Regions from separate parts of the Homo sapiens genome. Here region 1 is linked to region 2. Evidence: read pairs that join two places in POLR2A ChIA-PET (ENCODE). Cell type or tissue: A673. All regions are shown on one strand.

Region 1 (2,500 bases), 230 kb before region 2:
ATGCTACTTATGTGTCACACTCTCTTCTAAGCCCTTTGACACTGGATCCCCACAATCACCTTTTGCGGTAGGTGTATAATTCATTACTCCTGTCGACGCATGAGCTACCTAAGGATCTTAGAATTTTGCAAACTTTCACATCTGTGATTTTACTCCTACGCATAACTATGTTACAGGTTGGCCAGGGCAGGTATTATTAGCTCCCTTTGACAAATAAAGAAATTAATTCCCAAGAAGATCTGGACACTTGCATAAGGAAACACACGAAATTAGTGGCAAAGCTAAAACCAGAGCCTGTCCTTTTCATCTTGGATTCTTCTCCTACTAAGACATAAAACGATGAAAAGGAAAAACAAACACACAAACAAAAAACACAACTTCTTTAGCCACTTCATAGCTCTCTTTACTAACGTTCCTTGGCAAAATGATGAGCAATAATAGAACTGCATGAGAATTTCTTCTGGAGTTTTTGATGGGTACATTCATCTCAAAGTTACAGAGCAATATTTGCCAGGGAAAATTAGGGCTGAGTACCAAAAAAAAAAAAAAAAAACAATTTCTCAGCCAATGTAAGCAACTCTATAAATTCATGTAGAAGCTTTAATACCGAACACCAGAGTACACATTCCCCTGCAGAAACTCTGAGGGGAGCGATCCTTGCGCAGAATGAGCAAAGGTGAACCTGGTAACCTCAGGCTGCCCCCAAGAGCTGATGCCCTTTTATGGGCACCACATGTTACCCAAGAACAGTTGCTTCTTTTTCTGATTACCAGAAATCCTAAGGCTGGAGTTTTCTGCTGGGGCCTCTTCAGATTGCTGCCTAAAGAAAATGAAGAAATCGATCTTGACCCTTGCAATCTTTTGATTTAGCAAGAGAACTGGGAGCAGAACTCTTTGCAATTGCCTACTCCATCACTGAAGGCCATTCTTCCTTTTCCCATCAGAAGTGATACTCTGGTTGCCATGGCTCTAAAACCAAACCACAATTTTGTATGTAAATTATCCTTGTATATCAATGATGGCAATAAAACCCAACAGTGGTCTTTTCAAGTGACAATGAATGGAGCACTTTGAGAATGTGGCCTATTGCAGAGATGCTGTTCATCATCATCATTAGAAACAAAGAGGAAGAGGAAAGAGACAAACCACATGAACAATACAAGGGAAATTACCAGATCACCAGGAAATGTCTAGCCTGGGCTTGGCTATAACAAGTTTATGTTGAATTCATTTGACTGAGTAAAATGGAAAAGCTACAATAATGTTTTCTTCCCTATTATTTTTTTTTTTTACAAAAGGCTCACTTAACCTTCAGCCGTAGGATTATCCCACTTTGATGAGAGTGCATTAAACATTAACAATCTTACTATGTTACTCTCCCAGGCCAAATCTTATTAGCATTTAGTTCTGACATTGGTTCTTGCTGGTGAGTTATTTAAAAAATGTAAGAATCTGAGATTGTGTGATAAAAATCACATAGTCACATAATGGAGGTTATTAAAGGCCTTTCAAGATTTGAAACAGGCAGAACCAGCAGTACATGAGGCTCTTAGTCACTGTTTTGCTTTCATTAAAATATTTTGTGAAGCAAAGGGCCTTTCCTTTTGTGAGATGATTCTGAGCAAGGCTTGAAAAACTTTAGGTGCATTGTCCCTTGTAGGAAATTAGGACTAAAAAAATGGTCTTCGCTTCTCTCTACATTCTTCGGCTAGAGTGATCGCACACATTGCTTCCCTCCCTTTCTGTATTCTAAGAACAAGGTTGCCAGGTGGCTGGAACACAGCAGGACCCTGTTTTCTTATTCTGACAAGATGAATACCTGTTTTAATTTCAGGGAACTGGGAAGTAGGTGCCTGATTATCTTTCTGCAATATTATCCTGGTACCTATGAATTCTGAACTCTCAATTACGATTTCTGACTATTGTGGGAGAAGCTGGAGTCACATGGGTCCCTGGAAGGGTCTGGATTGTTAATGTTCCTTAAAGCAGCAGCCTGTGTCTTATGAAGGCTCAGGGGAGGCTGGTGGTGGAAGGAGCTCCATGTGTGTAAGTGATGTGTGCAAATGTGAAGGTGGACAGTCATTTCCAAGGTGTGACTCCAGCCTTCACTGCAGAATCCACAAGCAGAGCCTCTGCTTTCAGAAAGGGCACTCCATGCATATTAGCCACCAAATTGTATCTTGTCAAGACTTGGTTAAGTAACAATTAGAAAAATGGAGAGAATCAGTTTCTTTTCTTCCAACGCTTTTCCCCAATAATTAAGCTAACGGCAGACACTAGCCTCATTCCTTCTGACTAAATAGAAAGCAAAGAAAAACACTCTAAGGGATGGGCAGCAGACATGTTGGAGCAAAGGTCAAGGGGCCTAGGAATCGGCTCACTCCAGAAAGACAAAGCTCAGTATTTTATACCCAGGGAGGCTCTTAAAATGAACAGTTTAACCTTTTGCTTCCTAGAAGACAGAGGAGAGAAACAAACCCTCCTCAAGACCAGCGGCTGA
Region 2 (2,500 bases):
GGCCTCAGGAAACTTAGAATTATGGCAAAAGACAAAGGGGAAGCATCCTCACCTTACATGGCCGGTGCAAGAGCAAGGGGTTTGGGGAGGTGCCACACACTTTTTAACAACCAGATCCCATGAGAACTCACTATCATAAGAACAGCACAAAGTGGAGGGTGCTAAGCCATTCATAAGAAGCCTCCCCATGATCTAATCACCTCCCACCAGGCCCTACTGCCAGCAGTGGGGACCACGATCGGACATGAGATTTGGTGGGGACAGAGATCCAAACCATACCACTAAGACATTTTAGGGTTGAAGAGCCATCAGTGGGAGAAAAATACTGGTAGAGGGGGATCTGAGAATTTTGGTACTATTCTTGAGAATCTGAATGTACTTAGAGGGATAAAGACAGACAATTCCTGTACTCTAACTTAAATTAGAAGATATAATACTTCAAATTCTCCCATGAATTAGCTAAAAATTTAATGCACTCTAAATACTAATACCCCTAGGGGTTTTCTTGAAACTTTACGTGATGTTTAACATTGATTTGAAAAAATAATCATTGAAAAAGAGGCTGAAAATTTGTTTAGCAAAAGGGCAGAATAGGTGTGCTTGTTCTTTAGATGTAAGTATGTTGCCTGCAGTAGTCAAGACAGTAAGGAACAGGCACAAAAAAAAGACAGGCAGATTAAAGAAACAGAATTAAAGGGCTTCAAAATAGAACAAATTAGGCAAGAGTGTTTAGTAAATATTAAAAGTGACATTTCAACATCATTTTCCAACGAGTTGATAACTCTGGGGTGGAAAAGGGCTTTCAATGCATGCCATCAAAGCCAGAAATAATATAGAAAAGGACTGAAAGATATGATGACATAAAATTTAGCATTTATGAAGGAACGAAAAAAAACTAAACAAAGGTTAAAAGACTAATAGAAAACATGAGAGAATATTTGTACTATTACTGTAAAATAGGCAAAAATTAACATCCTTTTTATATAGAGAGCCATTACAAATCAGTAGGAAACCCCTCAATGGACAAGTTAGCAAAACTATTAAGATGGAATTCATACACATTAGTACAATAAAGATATGGAAAGGTGTTCAATTATACCAATAAATAATTACAAATCAATATAAGTTTTCATTTATCTTAAAATACATACAACTTTCATACAAAGTTTGAAAGGGTTATAAATAACCAGTGTTGGCAAGGCTCTGGAAAAAGGGAATTCTAATGCCCTGTTACAGGAATGTAAATTGGTACATTTACATCATTTCCTGTAGGATAATGTGACTATATATACAGCTTTATATAATTTGGCTATATATATATAACATTTATATATATATATATATAAAATTTGGCTGTATATGTATAATTTGGCTATTTATAGGTATATTTGGATATATGCATATAAAATAATTTGACTATAGATAGCCAAATTTTATAGACAGTATAGCCTAATTATGTATACATAGGCCAGGCCCAGTGGTTCACACCTATAATCCCAATACTTTGGGAGGCTGAGGTGGGAGGATTACTTGAGCCCAAGGAGTCTGAAACCAGCCTGGGCAACATAGTAAGACCATGTCTCTACAAAACGAGATTTTAAACTCAGCTGGCATGATGGCACGTGTCTATAGTCCCAGCTACTCAGGAGGTTTAGGTGGGAGGATTGCTTGAGCCCAGGAGGTAGAGGCTGCAGTGAACAATGATCATGCCACTGCATTTCAGTCTGGGTGACAGAGTGAAACGCTGTCTCAAAAAAAAGTGTGTATAGATATGTATATGAATGTTAAATGTACATATATTTTTAGCCAGTAATCTTCCTTCTAGAGATAAATCCCGAACAAAAGGATATTCACTGGAGTGTTCATTAGATTTTGAAAAACAGAAAAGAAATACCAAACAGTTGATTAAATAAGGGACATCCATGTAATGCAATGCTATCTATTAAAAACTATACTGAATAGGAGAAATGAAAATAATTGAGATTCAGAAATGGAAAAATAAAACTTGTAAGGTCAGTAAGAGTGAAAAAGCCAAGAACAGAAAAGGAACAGCTATAGAATATTTTCTCCTCTTTCAATCATGGCGGAGTGAAGAACAGGCTAAGGTGCCTGTGGAGGGCGCACGCTGCTCTGGATGGCCCATCCTCCCTCTAGTAATGGCATGACAAAAAGAAGGAGCAAAATGTAAACGCTGTAAAGATAGTTAAAAGTCAAGTCACATGTGGTCTCCCAGGACTGCTTAGAGAGAATGTCTAGGTAGGAGTTTGGGAGGGTTTTATTGTCTGGAAAACAAAAGGTTTCAGAATTGGAAGGAAGAATTTGAGGAATGTATCAAGGCTAGCCAGAGCCTTGTGTCAGAAGAGCTCCAGGATATCACCAGCATCTTGCTCTTCCCACGGACTTTGGTCAGACGAATAGAGACAACTGATGAGGTTTTAGCATATTTGCAGCAGCCTGCCATTTCCAACACTGACACTGCCGTCCGGAGGTCACGTAAGGT

What was found. ChIA-PET counts read pairs that join two places held together with the same protein. Peaks named below come from ENCODE experiments on the same cell type or tissue, not always from the same donor. Only the 100,000 strongest peaks of a DNase experiment are listed, where the experiment ranks them.
Region 1: POLR2A ChIA-PET joins it to region 2 with 15 read pairs; 3 of 35 experiments call an interaction of 5 or more read pairs at or near these places.

The regions. Positions count from the first base shown.
Region 1 is chr14:72,310,279-72,312,778 of GRCh38, reverse strand. All of the region lies in intron 2 of RGS6 (regulator of G protein signaling 6), which reads right to left. Among named protein-coding and RNA genes, the nearest start is that of MIR7843, 210 kb to the left of the region's middle. In A673, no CTCF peak of the experiment used is centred here; a DNase peak (open chromatin) is centred at 1,288.
Region 2 is chr14:72,075,798-72,078,297 of GRCh38, reverse strand. All of the region lies in intron 2 of RGS6 (regulator of G protein signaling 6), which reads right to left. Among named protein-coding and RNA genes, the nearest start is that of RGS6, 140 kb to the right of the region's middle. RefSeq lists an enhancer at 1,930-2,470. In A673, no CTCF peak of the experiment used is centred here; no DNase peak of the experiment used is centred here.